Linked DNA regions of Homo sapiens: all the other regions are linked to region 1. Evidence: chromatin contacts called from ENCODE Hi-C or POLR2A ChIA-PET data. All regions are on one chromosome and are shown on one strand. Each heading gives the region's core, a stretch centred on a gene start or an enhancer-like site at or near the end of the contact. The rest is flanking DNA. Distances are from core to core; before and after follow the strand shown.

Region 1 (4,557 bases), core at 1,832-4,331:
TTAAAGTGAAGGACAGATATCTGTGTTTTAAAATTCCTCCACATTGGCTGGCTGGCTCTTTCTCCAGACCTTTCTGTCCCCTCCTCCCCACTCCCCTCCTCTCCTCGTCACTCCTCTCCTCCTCTCCTTTTCCCTTCCCTCCACCTTCTCCCCTCCCCTCCCCTTCCCTCATCTTCTCTCACCTCCCTTTCAAAGCTGCCCCAACTGCAAATGAATAAATCAACAACCAGCCCACCACACTCCCACACAGAACTCCTCCATCCCTCCTCCTTGTTCCACAGAGACCTGTCTCTCAGCCTGCACCCCAGGGGGACTCTTCCTTGCCTTAAGAACCTGGTGAGAAAATTCATCACTCAATACTTTACCAAAGGAAACCGAGGAAGGCTTTAGCAGGCAGGTGCAGAGGCAGCCTGGGAAACACAGGTCAGAGCCAAGGGTGGCCTGAGGTCTCTGCAGTCGGCAGGAAGGTGCAGGACGGTCACTGGCTGCCACCGGAACGCAGGCGGCCAGCAAAGGCCTCACAGGCACGGCAACACCTCTGACCCTGTTTTCTCTGCCCGGGAGTCTGTTTTTTCATCTTTTGTTTATGTGCCTGCAGCCTTTGTGTGCTTGTAGCCTCGGCAGTGTGATCAGGTTGACCTTAGAAAGAAAAATGAAAACATTCCTGGAATAAGCCGGCCAGTTACGAGGCCAACTTTCTAGCAGGGCTAAAAGTGTGCCCCAGGGCCTCTCTACCCAACCGCAGACGGCTAGTTGGATGCGTGTTCTGAGAGTCGTGGTCCTGATGGATGAGTACATCAGGTTTCTTTCTCCTGTGGGATGAGTGTTCCCAGGTCCAGGCAGTGCGGACGCATCAGACGCTGTGCGGCATTTTTACCGGAGCAGAGCGCAGGTGGCCTGCACTATGCGTTTGCTGGGGAAGGCCTGGAATCCCAGGCCAGTGTCTCAGCCACTCCCTTCATTGCCAGGAGTTGTTCTAAGCAAATCACGACTTCTATGTTTACGCCACTGAGGGAGCAGTAGAAGACAGAATGCTCGAACACGGTTCCACTTTGGAACCCGCCTCCCCTGCCATGTCGGGGATGTATTGGAAATTCATCACACAATGAAAGAACAGCGATGTGACTGCAGTGCGACACCTGCCTCTCAGGACACGGCAGACGGCGAGGTCAGCCCTGCCCAAGCTGTTTGGAATTCATTCCGCTCTGAGCTTCCTCAACTTTCACCCTGTTCTCACCTCCAGCGAAGCTGCCATTAGCTTTCCTTCTTCCCAAGCATGTTCTGTCCCTTTCTCTGGGGTTGGGAAGTAATCAGGTATTTTGGGCTTGTAAAATCTCCTGCTGGGTTGTCAGCATAGGAGCCAGAAAAATAAAAGAACATGCCGAGCAATGTGAAGAAAAAGACAAGATTTAATTACCCCTTCTGCTTGCTTATTTCAGAAGGTATTGGAAGCTAGTACCTCTGTGCATAATACGAAGCCAATTTAGTATCGTAACGTCTGCTTAAGCAAATTACAATAAGTGAAGAATATATGGCAATCAGGAATAAAATGTTCCTGGGGGCTGTCTTTGATGGACGTTTTAGAAGAATGCCACTAAAACCAAAATATATCTGAAGCCTGGTTGGCAGGCATCACGAATAATGTGGTTTGCTGGTCAGGTAAGTTCATAAATCTCCATAACCAAGATGCTCTATCCTTCCCCTTAAATTATCCCACCATAGCTATAAATCAGTAGCAACTATTGACCTGAATCAGGGAAGCACAGTTTGCAGAACCTACTTCGTTGCCAATCAAGGATGGCTGAGTCACCTTCCACACAGGGCAACAGCTTTGGGGAGCTCTTGTCTTGGACAGATCCCCATTCCTTTGGAGATGCTGTTGGTCCAGACCAGAGAAAAGTGGGTGTTTATGTAGTGTTGAAGAACACAGTAATAATTACCCTTTATTTCCTCCACACCAAGAATTCAAAAATATCTTAAATCATTTTCACTCGACATCCTCCCTGCCCCTGAACACAAAACAAAACTCTTCTAACAAAACGTAGCACTGTTTCAATGGCTAGTGTTATGGTTTGCTTCTGTGGCCCCACCCAAATTTTGTCTCAAATTGTAATCTCCACGTGTTAAAGGAGGTACCTGTAATCCTTACCTGTAGAAGGAAGGAGGTGATTGGCGGTTCCCCCATGCAGTTCTCATGATAGTGAGTGAGTTCTCATGAGATCCCTGATGGTTTTAGAAGTGTTGCAGAGTTCTTCCTTTACACACACTCTCTCTCACCATGTAAGATGCAACTGCTTCCCCTTCCACCATAATTATAAGTTTCCTGAGGCCTCTCCAGTCACGCAGAACTGCAAGTCAATTAAACATCTTTCCTTTACAAATGACCCAGTCTCGGGTATTTCTTTATAGCAGTGTGAAAACGGACTAATGCACTAGCATGAGAATAAGGACCGAGGCATATCCATTACACCGTCTAAAGGTAAAGTTTCCCCCAGAACTGTGTTCAGAACATTGCTTTTTTTGTTTCCTTTATTCCTGGTTGTTTTCTCTTTGGTCTCTAGACCCTGTAATATTTCACTGTGACTTCTATCAGTGCATTTGCAATGAAATTTTATTACAACCAAAGCATAATGTCTCCCGCCATTTGCTTCAGGAGAATTCGATTAATCATTTATTCTAAAACTGAAACTGAACATGAAACAGTGAGGATGTAGGGAAGGGATTTAGAATGAGAAGTGGCCATCGTTAAGGCCTGTGGCAGAATTGCTTCATGAAGTACACAGAATGTTTTTATTTGTATTTTTTTTTTTGTTACTTTAAGTTCTGGGATACATGTGCAGAAAGTGCAGGTTTGTTACATAGGTAAACATGTGCCATGGTGGTTTGCTTCACCTATCAACCCATCATCTAGGTTTTAAGCCCCACATGCATTAGGTATTTGTCCTAATGCTCTCCCTCCCTTTACCCCCCAGCCCCTGACAGGTCCCGGTGTATGATGTTCCCCTCCCTGTGTCCATGTGTTCTCATTGTTCAACTCCCACTTATGAGTAATAACATGCGGTATTTGGTTTTCTGTTCCTGTATTAGTTTGCTGAGGAGGATGGTTTCCAGCTTTATCCATGTCCCTGCAAAGGAAGTGAACTCATCACAGAATGTTTCTTAAAGAGCAGACTTAGAAATCAGAGAATTAGAGGAATTTAGGAGTGGGAAGGAAAAGGAATTCTCCCTAGGTACCAAATGAGAAGGGCAGAGCACGCTGGACCTGGAGCCATATTTCCCACAGTGCTAAATCCTGGATTGGGCAAAAGCAGTGGAGGAGACCTCAGGCAGAAGGTTGAAGAATGACTTAATTATAGTAAGCGGTCAGCTATAATTTGGGGACAGAACAAATGAAAACAGGTTGAAGACAGAGCCTGAAGGTTTCAGGTTAGAGATGTGTTTCAAGGCAATGTGTGGGTCGTTAGGGAGGTTGTAGAATCACATCTGACTCAATCTCTATTGGCTTCCCCCGTTTTCTGAACTGCTGTAGCACTTTCTATATGTATTGCTCTTTTTAATCATATATTCAATTTTGTCTGGCACTTAAATATTTTCGGTATGTGTTTCTCCTACTGTCATATAAAATTGGCTTGTGGCCTGGAAGAGTTATGTAATTTTTTGGACAGAGCTCAGTACCCAGTCATCCATTCCATCCTTGCTAAACCTCTGCGAAGTAAGCAGAACAGGTATTTTTATTTCCAATTTTTGGATAAAAATATATATACTGAATTGAGCCAAGTGGCCAGTAAAGAGAGAGGAGGACTTGACCAGGTCCTGGTTGCCCTAAAAAAATGCTGCATCTTCTAGTCCATGCTGCTGATCTCTTGACAAGCTTGGAGTAAATGCTTGCTGGGAATAGAATGGATCAATGCAAAAAAATTCCTACATAATACAGATTTGATGAGTGAAGACAAATTAGTTTTTTTGCTAACCCTATCGGTCTTTTAATATTTCATTTGAGATCTGAGATTTAAATATGTAATTTTTAAAATCATGCCTATTTTCTTGAGGACATCTGCCAACATTTCCTCAATTTGTAGCTCCCTTTAAAGTTCTGAAGATGGTAATTAAATATATATAATACAGAGAATAAAAATAAGAACCTAATCTGGCCCTATGAAATTAGAACTGGAAATGTTTTGTCGAGTTGATATAGCTGCCAATGAGTTATTGCTCCCTGTGGAATTTTTTAAAATTCTTTTTTAAAAATTTTAAAGTGCAATTTTAAATACCTTAGTAAATTTGCTTGTACCTCTTCCCCAGAGAGATTATAATTTAATGTAACGGCATCCACTCTCGTGACATTCTTGGGCAAAGAATATGAACGTTCTTTTTAAATATAATTGCTGTACTTTTAGGTATGAACTTTAATTCACACATTTCTTTCCCTCTAGGTTTTTTTTTTTTTATTTCAGATCCACTGCACAGTCATTTCTTCAATAACATGTACTTTTGTCATTGTCACTTTCTATTTCTTTTCTCTTAATCACTTTCGATCTTCCTTTCTTGATTCTCATC
Region 2 (4,717 bases), core at 950-3,449, 40 kb after region 1:
CACAGGGCAGCTTCCCACTGGGACATGGCCCTGTGGCCCCTGCAGTGGACAGCTACCTTGGGGAGAGGGGCTGTTACTGCTCTGTTGTATGAAGTGCTTACCTTTCCTCCAATTACTATAGCCAGACAGGGGGACAGCAGAGGGTGAGGTGGAGGGTTGACTAGTCCAGTCCGGGATACCAGGACACCCTTGTGAGAAGGGGAGCCACTCCCTCTATTTCTCTCTGCAGCATATCAGAATGTCACTCATCTCCCACCACGCTTACCCAGGATTCACCATGCTGCTTTCTTGCCTGGCCTTGCTTGAGCGCTCTCTGGCCTCAGTATGCTCAGTGCACAGCATTAACTCCCATCTTCCAAGTCTTGACCATGCAATCAGAAGAGACATGGAGAACCTACCATGAGCCAGACACTTTTTCTACCCGTTTCCGTGCAATACTTCATTTTGGTTTTACAACATTCCTTCTGGGTAGGATGCACAGTTTATTTACATTTTATAGATAAAATTATTGAGGTGTCAAAAGGCTGAGTGGTTTTCCCAAAGCTACAACCTTGTACATTTTGGAGACAGGCCTGAAACTGTTGGAGGGGTTCAGAGCCCACCTCCTTCTCTTCAGCATCACTATGCACCACGGCTGGGCCAGCCCTGGTCTTGAGTCTCGTAGAAGGTCTCTATTTGCATTAAATGTTAACAAGAAGCCGTCATAGAAGATCCTCCTTCTGTTGGTTTCTTTTCTGCTTGGACTCTGGCATAGTAAAAAAATTCACACACAACTCATTTTGAAAAACCAAATGAAACAAAACAAAGGTCCTCTTAGTCATAGCATCAAAACTGAAAGTTAGTGAAGGGCTTAGAAATTCACCCTGACTTTACACAGGAGGTAATAGCCACTGGGAATACCGAGTAACTCCCCTTCCACCCACACCAGATGGTTTCTGGTGGAGCCAGGACAGCGCTCCTGCCCCAGGACCTCAGGACGAGGACGAAGTCCTGGGCTCTGTTGGAACACAGCATAGGATAATTCTCACAGCTGGGTGGGCCTGGGAGGCAGGAGGCAGATGTGTGCTGAGGGCCACCTGCCAGATTTAGAGATGGAGCACGGATGGATTGAGAAGAGGTTCTGAGACAGAAGTATTGCTCTAAGGATCTGGCGTAGACAAATAGACCCTCCTTGGAAAGATGAGTGGCCCTGGGGTTGTCCCCAAATCTCTGGACCAGCCCAAGCCTATGACTCCCTGCACAAGGGCACCTGCTCTCACTGCGCAAGGATCTCTGGACTTTCTCCTCCAAAGACCTGCTCCTGGAACACAGAGCCCCTCTTCTCCTTCGTATTGGGACCCGCCTGGCCTCACACTAGGAATGTCCCCTGGACAGCAGTTTGAAGGCCCTATGCTCGCTCACTGCACTAAGGATTCTTGAGCGATGGGCGACTTGGTCGACACACAACCCGGGCCCACTGTGCGGAATTGCGTCGAATAAGCTTCTCCCTGGGGCAGAGTCCCTGCCTGTCCTTGCCGCCCCCGTCCTGTTCTCGTCCCTCTATCCTCCAACCCTCCCCAAGGCCCTTTCTCCCCCTACTTCAAGGATGGGGCCCTTTTCCGAGCACTTTGCTCATTGCAAAACATAACCAAATTAAACAAAACAAAGCCCATTTTGGTTTGGGCCTCTAATGTTCTCCTAAATGCTCTCTGATTTTCCATTTGAACCCTAATTTTTCTCAGCCTATTTCTGCAATAAATTATCACTGTGTTTTGAGAAAGTGATAGATTTTGAACCCTTTGGCCCATATTCTTTAATGAATCCTCTTTTAGATTGTAGAGTTTCATCTGAGCTTCCCAATCTTAACTCCTCACTCCCCGCCTCACCCCATAGGGAAGTTAGAAGGATCCGAAGAAGTGGGTTCCTATCAGAGTCTGGCGTCTCCACTGTGGACATGCCACTTAACATCACCTGACCTCTGGATGAATCAAGTCAGTCAGCTTAGCAGGCTCTAAAGCCCCTTTAATTCAAAAACTTGGAGCCTGTATTTTCTTTTCCTTAGATGCCCATGATTTTTTTTAAAAATAGGGATTCTAGTTTTCCATCCAAGACCCTTGCACACTTCAGTACACTTAGTGTGGGGTTCACTTTCCAGACCCGGTCTCCAGGTGCTGTCTGCTTCTCCAGTCATGTTAGCCTGAAACGGCGACTGATTCATGTGCACACTTCGGCTCCCCAGGCCAGAATGCTGTCACTCTGGGGAGGAATTATGGTTTCACTTTTTGCTTCATTCCTGCTGTAGAGAACAGGCACCCATCAAAGTCCAGAGTAAACAGACACTGTTTCACGTGCAGCAGATGGAAGTCTTTATCCATGATTACTTTTGTCCTATGTCTTTCATGTCCCCCTGTTTTTTTGACGCCTCCCACTTTTCCCTTTTAAATACTCTGGGTGATGGTTAAAAGCAAGATGACTGCTGGTTTATTCGTCACACCGGAAGCAAGAAAAAGTTACATGCAGGCAAAGGAGCTGGATGCAGGATCTCATCTGAAGGACAAGATCACTTAGCCATGCACGGGCAAGAAAGAACTGAATGTTTCTGAATAGAGGAAACGTTAGTCCCGGATTTCAACCGAGAGAAGGAATGCTGAGAGTTCTTGACAGCGAGGGCTTCGGCAGGGGTGACACGCCTTTGATTTAGAATGGTTAGCACATACCCACATGCACACATGACCTGCCTTAGTTTCAGGATATGGAAACTTCTGAACAGAATTGTGGGTACAGCTGCATTTACACATATTTACTGGGCACTTATCACATATAGCAAAATATCCTGAAGAGTAAATTACAATCCTCTCCCATCTTGAAGGCACTTATGAAATTCTGTCTGTATTTACTCTTTCTTTAGGGTTAGTGAGCAGCAATGTGTTGCTGATAATTCTAATGTTGCTCCTGGAAATGTGTTATTTTAAGAGATTCACATCCTCCATGTGGGGTTGGAAACATCTGTTCAGAACAGAACGTATCAGTTAAGATTATATTTTGCTCCTCCCAGTTTGAGTCCAGATGGTTACATCTACGCGCTATGTACTACAAGTTTCAATTATCTACTGTAATTTTATTTCTTTTATTTTGTATGTCTAATGAAGCTAATATTTAAAATAACTCCTAATATATTTCTAATGTGCTAAAAGCTAAAGGTCCTTAAGTGTGTGTGTATGTGTGTGTGTGTCTGTTAAAATGTTGTAAGATTACTAGATGCTAAGAATGCCATTTTTAGGCCAGGCGCGGTGGCTCACTCCTATAATCCCAGCACTTTGGGAGGCCTAGGCAAGCGGATCACTTGAGATCAGGAGTTCAAGACTAGTCCGGCCAACATGGTGACACCTGATCTCTACTAAAAATACAAAAATTAGTGGGGTGTGGTGGTGCACGCCTGTGATCCCAGCTACTCTGGAGGCTGAGGTAGGAGAATCGCTTGAACCTGGGAGGAGGAAGTTGCAGTGAGTTGAGATTTTGCCACTGCACTCCAGCCTGGATGATAGAGACACTGTCTCTAAAATAATTAAATAAATGAATGAATGAATAAATAAATACATATTTGTAAAATGCTGTAAGATTACTGTTAAAACGTGTATAAAGCATATTATTAAAGGAAAGGTAAACATTCCCTCCGAGTGGATTTTCTAAATCCAAACAAAGTGAACTTCATCAGAAATAATAGCTTCAAGAAAGAAAATCATTTAAAATGGTGATGAATTGTTATTTAATTCAACAAAATAATACATAGTCCATCATAGAAACATATAATAAAGCGAATTTCTCATTGATCACTATTTTGAGAAAAGTGACAAAGCTATTCAAATGAATAAAAAGTATGTGAATTTTCAGGTAATTTTGTGGGAGAAAGGATGTTTCAGGATGCTTTAGAACATTGATCTCCAAATGTTTGTCACTGTTGTATCCTGTTGTTTTGCAAAATGCAAACTCTCAGTCATTTTTAACGGACATACAAAATTTTTCTTCATATGCTGAAATAGTTGCAAATGATGCAAATTTCAGGATACTATGGACAGATAAAAATGAAACTATGAACTTGTTCTACGAAATGTAGTCAGTGAAATGTCAATAACGAAGTGATTTGATACTGACCACCACCTATTAAAAGAAAAACACAAACAAGCTCTTCAATTACAGGAAATTGGACATTGTTCCTTTTTCTCTTTGAACTTGTATTCCAATTTTATTTCTCCATAGGTTTTATCTTAATGTAATCTTTACTCAAAACATTCTTATTGATTGTTTCGTAATTCCTTCTGTGAAGGAAATACATAAATTGAAAGCAAAATATTTTAATTTTGCCCATGCAGCTCTAAGTGTTACATTTTTCTATATTGGATTGTCATTATAATTACTATTTGTACAAGGCTGATCCCAATAACACACATATACAATTTTATATTTAGCAAATAAAAATATGCAGTTTGATTTGAAATTCCTATCCTAATAAGATAGATGAAATTTTTTTATTAGTTTATACAATTAATACATAGTTAACAGAATGCAGTAAGTGTATCATCCAACCTATTATTGACAACTTTTTAAAATGTAGGCTTTGAGAAAGTTTGAAGTATTACAGAATTTCGCTGACGTATTCGAAATGTTTTCTGAATTAGATAAAAATATCAATCATCCATTATTTAAAAAATGTAGTCTACCAGCTGACAAGTTGATTAGG
Region 3 (4,353 bases), core at 859-3,358, 60 kb before region 1:
CTCCTCTTCGTTTTCATGCCAGTTCCAAGAATTAACACTGCAGTTAGCTTTCTGTTTCCTTTCCCAAGATGTACTATGTAACAATGAAGAAACCTTAAGAAAAGGATAGCAATGTCTAACATGGATGCAGGGCCAGCCTCATTCTCTGTCAAAGCGACTAGTTCCTACACTCTGGGTTCCAATACAAAGAATGCACATTTATGCAGCAGGAATGGCCCAAGGACCACACATTGCACAGCTCTTGGGAGCAGAGCAGAAAGCTGCGCCAGGCCTATCTGATCAGTCTTCATGGAAAGGGTCGCAGATCCCATTCGGCTTGGAGATTTTGATGAATTTTCCTTTCTGTGGGTTGGATTTAAAATGTAATATTCTTCCCCCAGTTGAAAGTTTAGGACTAAAAGATGGGAAATCTTTTACAAGCTACACTTCTTCCCCACCCTTACTTCCCCTGGAGTTTCCATCAGCAATCATCTGAGTGCCCCATTAACTCCCCAAAACCCAAGGTCTGTTGGTGGTGGAATATTGAGCTGAAGAGCAGACTGTTGTAGAAGTCATCAGTTCTCTCTGATCATAGTGTCCAAACAAAAACATTATGGGGGAAACTGGCCCCATCACTTAATTATCTCCCAACAGGTCCTTCTCAAAACACATGGGAATTATGGGAGCTACAATTCAAGATGATATTTGGGTGAGGACACGGCCAAACTGTATCAAGTCCCCAATTGAGGGCACCTGCTCCCTGTAGATAATGGCATTTCAGATCTACAATGTGGCATTTCCAGACAACTCACTCATTTACGCTGATTGGTGCAAATTTTATTTTAGCCTCCAAACATTTTTCTTCCCCAGTCTGTTAAAAGAAAACAAAACCAAAACACCTCTCTCTCTCTCTCTCTCTCTATTTATAGATAGAAACGCTTACCCATATCATAGCATCAGTATTTTGCTGAAGCCCTGGAGTGTCAGGCACCGTGTTAGGAACTGAATACAAAAATAAGATGTAAACCAGTCCCTCAAGGAATCTATGGGACTGGTAAGATTAGCTAACCGTGCACCTGGAGGGAATATACTTAGAAATAACTGCAAATTCTGCAGAAATGCTGAGGGGTTCCCAAACTCGTTTCTGTGAGGCCTGTTAATTGCTGAGTTGTTTTGTCTCTGGTCTGTGGAACCCCGATAGTGTGCCCTAGGTCTTTAATTTCTTCATCTCTAAAGAATAGTGTCAATGGAGTCATTGCATGTGTTTATTCATACTTCTCAATGTGGAAGAGAACTCTCTAGGGTGTAAAACCCTATCCAGGAAGCACATGACAAGTTGGAATCCTCAATGACATGGCATTGCTATAGTTGCTATCGGAACAATCTTTTCTTTTTTTTCTTTTTTTGAAACAGGGTCTTGCTCTGTCATCCAGGCTGGCGCGATCTCGGCTCACTTTGACCTCTGCCTCCTGGGTTCAAGCGATTCTCCTGTCACAGCCTCCTGAGCAGCTGGGATTACAGGCAGGCACCACCATGCTGAGCTAATTTTTGTATTTTTAGTAGAGACCAGGTTTCGCCATGTTGCCCAGGCTACTCTCGAACTCCTGGCCTCATGTGATCCGCCCACCTCAGCCTCCCAAAGTGCTGGGATTACAGGCGTGAGCCACTGCAACCAGCTGGAACAATCTTGATATTAGGGTGAACAAGTGATTTCATAGCTTTCTCTGAAGGAGGAAACACTGGGAGCATCCACCCGAGAATCAACACTGTGGATCATTCTGGGGAGTTAATAGTTTTGAGATGTGTCCCAAGATAATTGTTAGCTTGAATTACCACGTGGATGGAACCATGCTGATCCTAAGAGCCAGGTAATGGCCAAAGGTGCCATTCAGGTGAAATCCCCAGGTGGAAAATTCTTCCACTTCCAATGATAGAATTCTATTACTCTGCCTATAGTTTGGTGAAACAAGACTTTACAAATAGAGGACAAGATCCATTTTGCCAAGAACAACCATATGGATTTAACTGCTGCTAACAACCGTTAGGAAGGAACATCAATAAAAAGCAAGCCTGTGAGACAACTCCTTCCCCAAGGGGCGCTTGTTACAGAGCGCGGGCCCCAGCAGGCCTGGTCCATCCTCCACATTCTTTCCTCTCTGACTTATTTTTACTTTCTGTTTGAATTGGCTTGGTTTTATTTTGCCCTAAACTGTGTCTGTAGTCATCCCCCGACAGAGTTTTGAGAGTGAAAGTCCGATCTGCCCACGCTTCACAGAACTCAATGCGGAGCCTTCTCAGGAGTCACTTGACGTCAAGGCTGACTTTTAAATTTGCCAAAAAGGCATTCTTTGGGGAGCGGTCGGCACCATCACTTTCCCTCTTTAGAGAGCTGCTACTGGCTGCTGGAATTCAAAACCCACAAATTGCATTTCTAAACTTAATTCGATACATAGATGAGCGGAAAGATCAGACATTGATGCTATTGTTTTCAACCAAGATGTTTTACTATATCATTTATATTTTGTTTTTTTCTTCCCCCAGTTTTTAAACTTTTTGTTTGTTTGTTTTACAGGCCAAGCCTACTGCTGTTAGAAAACATATTTAGAAATCACTTGGTTCTTCCTTGCCTGAACATCATCTATTTAGTTAGCTTGTGTTGTTTAGATGTGCTTCAGATCTCAAAAAAATAAATTATGTTATTTGAAAGCTTGCTCTCTGCTTGTTTACACTATTAATTTAGAGTCCAGAGGAATCTCTAAATTTGCCTCTAGAAACCACATAATCACCTAATAATACCTTTCCTGACTCCACTTTCTGACACAAAGTGACTTTTGAAACGCTTCCATCTTCCCTTTCTATTTAATGTACTGCACTCCACTCTTTTTTCCTTTCGTTTTTTCTACAGTCCGTCATGGAGTATTTGTTTACCAAATGTTACTTTTCTTGGATCCAATCTATTTTTGAAGAGCGCAAAAGCAAACAACTGTTTGAAGCTGTCAAGCTTCATTTTATTTATGCATGAATAACACAAATAACTTGAAAATGACCTAGTCTGTTTTTCTCAGATTTAGATAGAAAAACTGCTTCCGGCCAATGTTTATGCCAATTTGTTCATGCCAAGTTTCCAGTTTCGGTGCCAACCGGTTTTTACAGCCAAGTTGTAAACCTTCGGTAAACATGGCTTATAATGAAAAGTGCAACACAGCCTGAACCCTGGCACCAGGGGACGGATGTAAATTTATTCTAAGAACAAAATTCTAACAGGAACAGGAGGGGAGCTAGGCTGGCTACAAAGTGTTCCCACCGTAATATGGAAAATGTACAGATGATGATATATTTGATTACTAAGATCCCATTAGGCCAATTTAGGCACTTTATGTATTTCCTTTGCTCTGGACGCTGAGTGGTTTCATGCTCAATTTGAAGCAACTGGCTCATTGTCTCAGGGTGGTTCTAGAACTTTGCCTTCAGGTGGGGCTGGGGAGGGAGCCCTGGCATTTCAAGACAGGAGGGGGTGATATGGTTGGGCTCTGTGTCCCCACCCAAATCTCATGTTGAAAGGTAATCCCCAATGCTGGAGGTGGGCCTGGTGGGAGGTGACAGGGCCATGGAGGTGGCTCCTTATGGTCTCACACCATCCTCCTGGGTGCTGTCATCCCTATCGTGAGTTCTTGTGGGGTTGGCTTCTCATGGTCTGACACCATCCTCCTGGGTGCTGTCGTCCCTATGTGAGTTCTTGTGGGGGTGGCTTCTCATGGTTTAACACCATCCTCCTGGGTGCTGTCATCCCCGTCGTGAGTTCTTGTGAGATCTGGTTGTTTAAAAATGTGTGGCACCTCCCGCGTTGCTCTCTCTTCCTCCTGCTCCAACCATGTAAGATGTGCCAGCCTCTCCTTTGCCTTCTGCCATGATTGTAAGTTTCCTGAGGCCTCCCCAGAAGCAGAAGCCACTGTGCTTCTTGTACAGCCTGTGGAACCGTGAGCCAATCAAACCTTTTTCTTTATAAATTACCCAGTCCCAGGTATTTTTTTATAGCAATATGAGAATGGACTCATACAATGGGTATGTTCATCTGCATTCATAAAGGTACAGAAAAAGGAATCAAATGTTTTATTTTAACATCAGTTCAAAAATGTCCATCCATGTCAACCTCTTCTCTCCTAATATGTTGCATCCAGTGTGTCCTTTGCAAAACCTAAAAAAATTATATCCCTCCCATTTATAACCCTCCACAGCTTCCCATTTTCTTCAAGTAAGCCACACACTTCTTCCTGGACCCTCAAGATCCCCCCTGGACCCCCGAGAAGGCAGGTGTGAAGCCTTTTGTCTATAAACTCATCTATCTCTCTCCACTCCCCAATTGAGCTCTCAAGG

Evidence for each region. A loop is a pair of places that touch in the nucleus more often than their neighbours do. ChIA-PET counts read pairs that join two places held with the same protein, here RNA polymerase II (POLR2A). Pooled maps may share reads with other maps.
Region 2: a pooled map shows a loop between it and region 1 (2.1-fold over the local background). The contact joins two enhancer-like sites. A Hi-C loop is called at or near these places in 1 of 168 maps with a recorded cell type or tissue (naive thymus-derived CD4-positive, alpha-beta T cell) and 8 of 50 pooled maps. POLR2A ChIA-PET finds 5 or more read pairs at or near these places in 2 of 52 experiments (MCF 10A and T-cell).
Region 3: a pooled map shows a loop between it and region 1 (4-fold over the local background). The contact joins two enhancer-like sites. A Hi-C loop is called at or near these places in 2 of 168 maps with a recorded cell type or tissue (cardiac septum and natural killer cell), 5 of 37 single-sample maps with no recorded cell type and 10 of 50 pooled maps. POLR2A ChIA-PET finds 5 or more read pairs at or near these places in 5 of 52 experiments (CD4-positive, alpha-beta memory T cell, CD8-positive, alpha-beta memory T cell, T-cell and 1 more).

What each region holds. Positions count from the first base shown.
Region 1 is chr10:3,992,355-3,996,911 of GRCh38, forward strand. No RefSeq gene overlaps it. Among named protein-coding and RNA genes, the nearest start is that of MIR6078, 3.5 kb to the left of the region's middle. RefSeq lists enhancers at 176-676, 677-1,177. Within about 2 kb of position 3,082, at least 2 of the 41 ENCODE cell types and tissues checked have a DNase peak (open chromatin) inside an H3K27ac peak, as active enhancers do.
Region 2 is chr10:4,032,777-4,037,493 of GRCh38, forward strand. All of the region lies in intron 2 of LOC107984195 (a long non-coding RNA gene), which reads left to right. Among named protein-coding and RNA genes, the nearest start is that of MIR6078, 44 kb to the left of the region's middle. Within about 2 kb of position 2,200, at least 12 of the 41 ENCODE cell types and tissues checked have a DNase peak (open chromatin) inside an H3K27ac peak, as active enhancers do.
Region 3 is chr10:3,933,128-3,937,480 of GRCh38, forward strand. LINC02660 (long intergenic non-protein coding RNA 2660) reads left to right here. Exons shown (of 3, transcript NR_183984.1): 3 at 2,552-2,685. Among named protein-coding and RNA genes, the nearest start is that of LINC02660, 23 kb to the left of the region's middle. RefSeq lists enhancers at 2,047-2,236, 2,277-2,326, 2,347-2,396. Within about 2 kb of position 2,109, at least 27 of the 41 ENCODE cell types and tissues checked have a DNase peak (open chromatin) inside an H3K27ac peak, as active enhancers do.